Regions from separate parts of the Homo sapiens genome. Here region 2 is linked to region 1. The links are chromatin contacts, found by Hi-C or POLR2A ChIA-PET in ENCODE. All regions are on one chromosome and are shown on one strand. Each heading gives the region's core, a stretch centred on a gene start or an enhancer-like site at or near the end of the contact. The rest is flanking DNA. Distances are from core to core; before and after follow the strand shown.

Evidence for each region. A loop is a pair of places that touch in the nucleus more often than their neighbours do. ChIA-PET counts read pairs that join two places held with the same protein, here RNA polymerase II (POLR2A). Pooled maps may share reads with other maps.
Region 2: a loop to region 1 is called in a pooled map, with 4 times the contacts of the local background. The contact joins two enhancer-like sites. A Hi-C loop is called at or near these places in 5 of 37 single-sample maps with no recorded cell type and 9 of 50 pooled maps. POLR2A ChIA-PET finds 5 or more read pairs at or near these places in 4 of 52 experiments (A549, GM10248, activated naive CD4-positive, alpha-beta T cell and 1 more).

Annotation. Positions count from the first base shown.
Region 1 is chr22:49,766,037-49,770,776 of GRCh38, reverse strand. No RefSeq gene overlaps it. Among named protein-coding and RNA genes, the nearest start is that of BRD1, 59 kb to the left of the region's middle. Within about 2 kb of position 2,121, at least 5 of the 41 ENCODE cell types and tissues checked have a DNase peak (open chromatin) inside an H3K27ac peak, as active enhancers do.
Region 2 is chr22:49,942,594-49,947,333 of GRCh38, reverse strand. No RefSeq gene overlaps it. Among named protein-coding and RNA genes, the nearest start is that of PIM3, 16 kb to the left of the region's middle. RefSeq lists enhancers at 1-513, 3,177-3,902, 3,903-4,629 and a silencer at 3,049-3,228. Within about 2 kb of position 2,152, at least 12 of the 41 ENCODE cell types and tissues checked have a DNase peak (open chromatin) inside an H3K27ac peak, as active enhancers do.

The DNA.
Region 1 (4,740 bases), core at 872-3,371:
CTTCAAAATAGAGTGCAGAGCAATCCAATTTCCCTCGGTTCCAGGCTGTGCCCTAGCGAAGCCCACCCACTGTGGGGGCGCCCACTGAGTCATGCTCACCTCCCTGGGTTGACTGGCTGGTGGGGGGTCTGGAGTCTACACGATGACTGGCTGGTGGGGTTCAGGCAGGGGGTTCAGGCAGGGGGCTCCGTATCCAGCGTGGGATCCTAGCTTCCCGCTCAGGTGTGTCCAGCTGGCCTCGTCCCCTGCACCCACTCCTCCTGGGTGCAGCTGCCCACCCAGCTGTGCAGGGTTGTTGCATGGAGTCCGGCTCGTCCTTCCCTAAAACCAGCACTGTTTGCTTGTGAAATTGGCTCAAAGTTGAGCTGCTCCTTCCTAGCTTGGGGCGTGAGCAGTTTGGGAAAGCCGATCTGTCTTTCCCATTTCTGAGGCTGTGGTGGGCCTTGTATGCAGGAGGACGGGCTGCTCGGAGAGGCTGGGATGATTCCAAAGTGTCCGTCAGTGTGTAATGCTGTGGACATTTTTGGGGGGTCCTCCTGGATAGTGTCGGAGTCCATTTTTCCGGGTCTCAAGCCCCTGCCAAGCTGCCGCCGAGCCCTGGGCTGGCCCCCGGACCACTCCTGTCCCTGGCCGGTTCTGTCACCGGCCGGGGAGTCCCTCTGGTTTGGGGAGGTTATTCCTGCCTGACTTCAGGGGAGGAGGAAACAGTCATGTGTCTGGCAGTGCGGGCAAGAAAGGGAGGGCAGAAACGTGAGGCTTAGGGAGCTGGGGGTTCAGCCAGGTGGGGAGAGCCCCTTAGTCACACGGGGAGAGGACAGGGGCTGCAGGGAGAATGCAGTGAGGAGCTGAGCCCCAGGTCCCCTTCGCTGTGGGTGGGCCCTGCCTTGGGCCACATGGGGGTGGCAGGAACCAGGGGCAGCAGGTAGGGAGTGAAGACCCTCAGTCAGACCCCCAGGAGGTCCAGCCCAAATCTGTGTTGCTCACTCCATCCCCTAGAGACCCACTCGGGCTCCAAATCCTTTGGGCCCAGGCTCTGAGCACCCAGGTTGTGCTTGGACTGCGAGCACAGGGGGTGGGAGGCCCTGCAGCCCCTTCCTACAGATGCGCCCCTCCCCTGAGGCTCTCTCAGGGTGGGGGTCCCCTCGGGTCTCGTCCCTGACCCCCCGGCCTGTCCCCATGCCCGGTCAGTGCTACCTCTGAGCCTCCTCTGTGCGCCATCACCATCTCCATCCCCACAGAGCCTCGGTCCAGCCCTGCGGTCTTGTGGACAGTGACCCCTGGCCTCACAGGCCCTGTCCTCTGGGTGCCCACTGCACTGAAGAAGTTGCTGGGGAGGAGCGAGGGGTGAGGGGCCCCACCTGATGGCCGAGCGCTCACCCCCAGGCTGGGCCGTGGCACTGAGTCCTGTGAGCATCTGGAGGAAGGGAGGTCGGTGGAGTACCACGGTGGCCCTCAGGGGCCTCCTCCCCCCTCCCCCAGTGCTCCCCCTTCTGAGGGATGGCTCTGAGAGGGACTCAGAGTGTCTTCCTGTCTACCTGGAGATGAGAGCCGGTCAGGCGGTGTCTGTGGCCGGAGCTGGAGGCTGTCAGAGTGTCTTCCTGTCCACCTGGAGATGACAGCCGGTCAGGCGGTGTCTGTGGCCAGAGCTGGAGGCTGTCATCCTGTTCCCTCTGCTGGGCTCACTTCAGGGCAGCAAGGCTTGGCTGGGCCGAAGGCCAGGCGCCGGGCAGCACAGCTGTTCCATCTCTGTGAGCTTCGAGGGCCTGTGGATGCCGGGGAGTGGGGGCTGGGAGCAATGTGCAAAGGCTGGAGGATCCCAAAAATGACCCCCACACCACAAGTAGGAGAGAAGGCCTCTGCTAGTTTACAAAAATCACATTGTTCTCATGGAAAGCAGAAGATTACGGCCAAATTCTATGCATATTTCAGTATAATGAGTGTCCAAAGTGAAGTGCCCAGAGGTCCCCCTGCCCCCCCACTCTCGGGACCTAGCCAAAGTCCCCCCTCCAGGGGGCATGGTGGGGTGCGTACTCCACTGTGTGAGTGGGGGCTTCTGGGAGCCCTGGGGCTGGGGCAGCCAGACTCAGCGACGCAGTAAGAAGCCTGGACTCCCTGGAGGGGGCCTGCACGTGAGCTTGGCCCTTGACCAGGCCGGCAACGGCTCTGCGGAGCTAGGACCCCTCCTGCGTGGATATTTCATGACATTAGCATTCACTTACAATGTCTGCTCACTGACTCTTAGTGCAGCTCTACCTCATCTCATTACAGTTTCTCCCGTTGCAAATGAAGCACATCTCTTGTTGATCTCTCGCCCCAGAGTTTTAACATCAGCTCAGCTGTGGGGACTCCCAGTCTGAAGCACCAAGACCCTCTACTTCCTCCCTGCCTCCTCTGACTCCCCACCCCATCCTGTCCTACAGGTGAGGACAGCCAGGTTCTGGGGCTCAGCAACCGGCCTCCCATGGCGCCCCCACGGGCGAGCCAGGTGGGGGGTGGGGAGTAGAGCCCAGGGTGGGTTAGCCAACCCCCACCTTGGAGGATCAATATGTGGCAAATGCACCCACACGTGGCGCCTGCTGGTTTATGGAGTTCACTTGTTATTATCACCTATAATTAAAAGCAAATGAAAAAAGAATTGAGGAGATGGCTAGTTCCAAGATGGCAGCATAGAAGCAAGCTGGCTTCACTCTTTGCCACAGAAAATCCAAAACAAATATTCAGCACCAAGATTATCTCCAGCAACATCCCAGAACTCAAATACGAGGATGAGACAGTCCCCAGGGCCACAGAGAAGTGAATAAACTCTGAGCAAGCAGTAAGAGAACTGGAATTCTATATCTATGATGTCCCTTCCCCCAGTCTACCTGCACCAAGTGTGGGCAAATCTCCCCTGACTCATGGCTTCTGCACTGGAAAAATGAGATCAAGGTGGACTACCAGCTTCCCAGTATCTTGGGCTCCCTGGCAGGAGACTTGTTCTGCTTCAACCCAAGGGAAGCATTCAGAATGCTTAAAGGAGAAATATCCCTGAGGCCAGCCAGAGACAAAGGGAAGAGGTGGGACTAGCATCTCCAGCTCTAAAAACTGCCCTGTAATGCAGCCAAAGGAGGCACCAAGTCAGGCTGTTCAGCTACATGGTAGGAGGCACAGTCCATAGGTTCCCTGGGCATGGACCGCCAGCCAGTCTTCCCACACTGCCGGGCTATCCCCTGTGGGACCTTCCCCATTTGGGACGGGAAGCCCCACTCTGATCCTTTATTGGAGCTGAGGAAAACCTGGACTTATGTTGCCCTCTAGTGCCGAAGAAGGAGGCAGCAACCTAGCAGAAAAAAAATTCAACAGGTACATGGCAAAGAGTCTCTAAGCAAACATACCCAGTAAAAACCAAAACAAGCCAGACAGAGAAGACTGGAATAAATAACTAATCCTTCAATGCAAAGACGCAGATGTGCATTCACAAGAAACAAGCAAACGGGGAACTGTGAACCACTCAAAGGGACAAAGCAAGGAACCAGTGACTAATGAGATGGCCACATGTGAGCCTCTGATCAAGAATCCAAAATAGCAGTTGTAGGGAAACTCAGCGATCTCCAAGATAACCCAGAAAATCAATTCAGAAACTTATCAGAGAATTTTAACAAAGATATTGAAATTAAAAAATCAAACAGAAATATTGGAAGTGAGAAAAACATCTGCTGAACTGGAAAATTGATAGAGGCTCTTAACAGCAGAATGGGTCAAGCAGAGGAAGGAATCAATGAGCTCAAAGACAGGCTATTGGAAAAGACACAGTCAGGGCCGGGCACGGTGGCTCATGCCTGTAATCCCAGCAGTTTGGGAGGCCGAGGTGGGTGGATCACGAGGTCAGGAGTTCAAGACCAGCCTGGCCAACATAATGAAACTCCATCTATATTAAAAATACAAAAATTAGCTGGGTGTGGTGGTGTGTGTCTGTGGTCCTGGCTATTTGGGAGGCTAAGTGGGGAGGAGCACCTGAGCCCAGGAGGTCGAGGCTGCAGGTAGCCACGATTGTACCGCTGCACTCCAGCCTGTGTGACAGAGCAAGTCCCTGTCTCTTTGTATCTATCTATCTATCTACATAGATAGATAGATAAAGAGATACACTTTACATATATAAAGATAGAAAGACTTCAAGTAAACAACCTAACAGTGCACCTCGAAGAAACTGAAAAGCAAGAATGAGCCAAACCCCAAATTAATAGAAGGAAGGAAATAATAAAGATCAGAATAGAACTAAACAAAATAGAGACTAGAAAACAATACAAAGAATCAACAAAACAAAAGGTTAGTTTTTTGAAAAGATAAACAAAATTGACCAATCTTTAATTAGACTAAAAAAAAAAAATGCATGACCTTGTAGAGGTCGGGGCCACCTGCCCACACCTGCCCGAGGAGGCTGTGCCAGCCTCCCACTCTGGCTCCTGGGGGATGCGCGGCACTCTTGCTTTGACGTCCGTTTGGCCACAGGGCTGGTCAGCGGGGCTGGAAGGCACCTGTCCAGCAGCCCGGTTGGTTTGGTTCCCGTGCCCGCTATGGACTCAGGTCCAGCTCTCTCCTGAGGGCCTGGGGTCCCCATGCACCCTGCCCTGGGTGTGCTGCTGTGGGGGTGGCTGCAGGCCCCAGGCCCACTGGGCTCCTCCCCATCCCGCTCCCATCTGACTTGGCTGACCCGGGTGGCCATTTCCTCCCAACCCTGCCTCAGGTGCAGCTGCTACAGGC
Region 2 (4,740 bases), core at 903-3,402, 180 kb before region 1:
TTGCCAATAGCTGTGGCCAGGAAACTGCAGGACTCCACGGACCTGGGCCCCACCCTGGACAGACACAGCTCTGGGGAGGCAAGGGGCCCCAGGAGGGGCATTTGCATGACAAATGGATTCCCGGGAAGCTGGTGCCTGTGTAATCTGTGGCTGTATGCGAGTGCGCATGTGTGTGTGCCTGCGGGTGTGCCGGACTGGCTCCGAAGGGCCACACAGCCAGCGGCAAATCCCAAGCTCAGGGCCACCCAATACCAAGGGTTCCTGCCTGCGGGGCTTGGGTGGACAGTGGCCTGTGGGTAAAGAAGCCTGCTGGTTATGGGGAGAACCTGGCTCTGGGCCACAAAGTCAGGGTCTGGGCCCCCTTTGGGCCTCAGAATATATTTTCATCTGTGAGACAGGCCGGTCACCTAGCCAGCGGCAAGTCTGATGGGAAGACCTCGTCCTGGCCCAGCTCAGGGCTCCGGGAAGGTCAGCATCCCAGGCCCAGAGACCTCAGTGCCAGCACCCCCAGGTCCCTATGCGCTGGTCCCTTCTAGTTCTGCCCTCCCCTGCGGGCCTGCGGGGGTGTGGAGCAGGTCAGGGCAGATTCTGAGCAGACGGGGAGGCTGGAACGCTGTCCTGGTCAGTGGTAGGGACAGGCAGCCTGGGTCTCAGCTCATCCTGCCTCCTCCCCTGAGTCCCACTCTCCTTCCTGACTATGGGGAGCAGCCACATGATTTGCAGAGCCCAGCGCACATGAGAATTCAGGGTTCATTGTTCAAAATGCAGGATGAAATGATATTATAGGTGCTAACGTACGAAGCTCGTTCTTTTTTCTGTAATCCATTTCTCAACTTGTTGTGGTGTTTTCTGTTATCCAAAGTTGTTGGACAACACATATTTATCCAAAGTCTTTTTTTTTTTGTGATGGAGTCTCACTCTTTTGCCCAGGCTGGAGTGCAGTGGTGTGATCTCAGCTCACTGCAACCTCCACCTCCCGGGTTCAAGTGATTCTCCTGCCTCAGCCTCCTGAGTAGCTGGGATTACAGGAATGCACCACAATGCCTGGCTAATTTTTGTATTTTTAGTAGAGACGGGGTTTCACCATGTTGGGCAGGCTGAACTCAAACCTGACCTCAGGTGATCCATCAGGCTCAGCCTCCCACAGTGCTGGGATTGCAGGTGTGAGCCGCCGCCTGGCCCCAGCGCAGAGTTCTTGACTTGCAGCCTTCGTTGTCCTTGTCCCAATGCTGCCAGCCACACCTGCCAGGGGCTCAGGTCAATGCTCTGGCGTCCTCCAATGCCCTGGAGTCAGCCAGCAAGCCCAGCTGGCTCTACCTTCAACACCATGATGGTAATCTGTTGCTCTGCTGTGTCACAAACGACTCCAAATTATAGTGGCTTAAAACAACACACATTTATGACTTCCAGGTGGGTCTGGAATCCAAGTCTGGTTTAGCAGTTTCCCTCTGCCCCAGGGTCTCCTACAAGGCTAAAATCAGGGAGCTGTTTGGGGCTGTGGTTTAATCTCAGGGGTCACATGTACATCTTAAATTCTGCATAAAACAGTTTTATATAATAAAAGGCCACTTCTCACAGCATCTCTGGCCCCAAAAGGGGCGGAGTTTCCTGGGGGGCTGGTGAGCAGTGACACTGTAAAGGGGCGGAGTTTCCTGGGGGGCTGGTGAGCAGCGACACTGTAAAGGGGCGGAGTTTCCTGGGGGGGACTGGTGAGCAGCAACACTGTAAAGGGGCGGAGTTTCCTGGGGGGGCTGGTGAGCAGCGACACTGTAAAGGGGCGGAGTTTCCTGGGGGGCTGGTGAGCAGCAATACTGTAAAGGGGCGGAGTTTCCTGGGGGGGGCTGGTGAGCAGCGACACTGTAAAGGGGCGGAGTTTCCTGGGGGACCTGGTGAGCAGTGACACTGTAAAGGGGCAGAGTTTCCTGGGGGGACTGGTGAGCAGTGACACTGTAAAGGGGCAGAGTTTCCTGGGGGGCTGGTGAGCAGTGACACTGTAAAGGGGCGGAGTTTCCTGGGGGGCTGGTGAGCAGTGACACTGTAAAGGGGCGGAGTTTCCTGGGGGGCTGGTGAGCAGTGACACTGTAAAGGGGCGGAGTTTCCTGGGGGACCTGGTGATCAGTGACACTGTAAAGGGTCGTAGAGTTTCCTGGGGGACCTGGTGAGCAGTGACACTGTAAAGGGGCGTAGAGTTTCCTGGGGGACCTGGTGAGCAGTGACACTGTAAAGGGGCGTAGAGTTTCCTGGGGGACCTGGTGAGCAGTTGACACTGTAAAGGGGCGTAGAGTTTCCTGGGGGACCTGGTGAGCAGTGACACTGTAAAGGGGCGTAGAGTTTCCTGGGGGACCTGGTGAGCAGTGACACTGTAAAGGGGCGTAGAGTTTCCTGGGGGTACTGGTGAGCAGCGACACTGTAAAGGGGCGGAGTTTCCTGGGGGGCTGGTGAGCAGTGAGACTTTTTTCCGGGTCCCAACCCCCCAGGACATCATGCGGTCAGGAGCTCTGGGCTGGCGCAAGCGCACCCCAAGATGCACGGCCCGGCTGTCACTGTGACTGCGGTGGGCTCCTGGCGCTCTGGGTGCCTGGCACTGCAGCCTGAGGTCTGGGGTGGAGGCTGCCACCTGGTGTGCTGGTGATCCTGGGCCACCCAACACCTCCTCCACCAGCGGGGATTTCAGAGGCCCAGGTACCCGCATGGAGAGAACAGGTGCTCAGACCAAGGCCAGGTCCAGGAGGAGGCAGGACCCGGGAGGCCTGGACAACCCCAGGCCTGTCCTGAGCGTTGGAGGGCCGCTTCTGCCCACAGGCTTGGTCCCCAGGCCCAGCAGTGTGAGAGCCAGTCTTCCCAGGCCAGGACAGGGTTCAGGGAGGCAGCTCTGTGGGGCTGAGGCCTGGCCATCCTGTGTCACAACCTCCTCCATGGCCAGAGTGAGGTGACCCTGCTGGGGGTGACCAGGCCTGGGCCTGTGCTTGGCAAGTCTTTGGCTGATGGGACGTTAGACGCCAGGGGCTTCCCAGAGGGGCAGTGGGGGCGGGAGTGCAGCTGAGGATGAGCAGGAGCCTCCCCATCCCTTTCGGGCCCACACTGAGAACATGCAGTTCCGGCAGGGCGGCTTGTGGCCAGCCATGGCCTGGGTGACCCGCAGGTGGGGGATTCTGGCGGGTCTTGAAGTGGAAATGTCCATCCCTACCAGCCGGGCCTTGTTCCTCAGACTGCCAGGAGCCTGCCCGCCGGGTTGCTGCCCCTCTTGGGGGCCCAGGGCTAAAGGTGTCTAGCTTGGCAAGACTGTGAGTCTGGGCCTCCCTCCCTGGCGCTAAATGCATGCCAGCACTCACACGCCTATGCACACATGCCACCCCCGTGCGTCTGGCTGGCTGGGTGCTGCTCCCCGGGGTCCCCTCCTCCAGGAAGCCCTACGGCCTGCGTTCACCTTCTTCCTTCTGGGTAGCGTGACCTCCGATGACCCCGAAGGTGGGGATCCTTATCCGTGGAGAAAACCCGACCTTCCTGACATGCCTGGTGGGTGGGTTCTTCCCTAAAGGCCTGGGCGGCGGGGTGGGGGGGGCCTCGAGGGCCCCGAGTTCCGCTCTCAGCTCACGATGGGCTGCATGGCACCCAGAGCTGGCCTGGCTGGAAATGAGACAATAGCCAGGCCCACCCTGGAGGGCTGGTGTGGGGCGCTGGGGGGACCTGCAGGGGCCTGGAGGGCTGGGCACTCCTCAGCGACCAGGGGCCAGGCCTACCCAGGGCCTCCTGCGGGGGCTGTTCAGATGAGACGATCTTTACCACACGGCCCCACCCACTCACCCGCCTGTCAAGCAGCTTCGGGGGCTCTGCTCTGGGTTTGGAGGCTTGGGGAGCAAGTTCCTTAGAGTGATTTTTAGGAAAGAGTGATTTTCAGGCAAAGCGCTCAGAGCCACCAAGGCCATTCCATGAGGAGCTGGCATTCCAGTCTCCCTGGGACCCTCTCGGCCTGTGGCTCGGTGGGCTGCAGAAACGCCGCCACCCAGGGGCCACCCCACCCCACCTGAGACAGCTGGGGGTCCACACCAGCCGCTGGGCATGGGCGAGGCCGACCCCGGGTCTGGAGGCTCCGGCGCCCACCACAGCGTGTCCTGTCTGCAAGGCCAGCCCTCCTTCCCCCGGGCCCCAGCCTACCTGGCCCCGGCTCACCTCCAGGCAGGCCCAGCCCCTGCGCAGGGAACAGCCTGGCTTTGTGTCCTCCCCAGACACTCCGGCGCTGCCTGTGGCTTCAGAAGTCACAGTACAACATTCGGACCCCTCCTCCCTCCCACATGCAGCCACCACTGACCTGGGAGGGCAGGACGGGAGCTGGGCACCTCCAGATCTTGGGTCAGCAGAGAGCAGCTGGGGGACTGGGAGGCCAGTTCACTCTCTCCCCCACTCACTCACCCCCTCCCTCCCTCACTCCCTCCCTCACTCACTCATTCACTCATCTGTTCACTCAATCACTCACTCATTCACTCAATCACTCATTCTCTCACTCACTCATTCATTTATTCATTCACTCACTCATTCACTCACTCGTTCACTCAATCACTCATTCACTCACTCATTCACTCATTCACTCAATCACTCATTCACTCACTCATTCTTTCACTCACTTGTTCACTCATTCACTCACTCGTTCACTCAATTACTCATTCACTCACTCACTCGTTCACTCAATCACTCATTCAATCACTTGTTCACTCAATCACTCATTCACTCACTCATTCACTC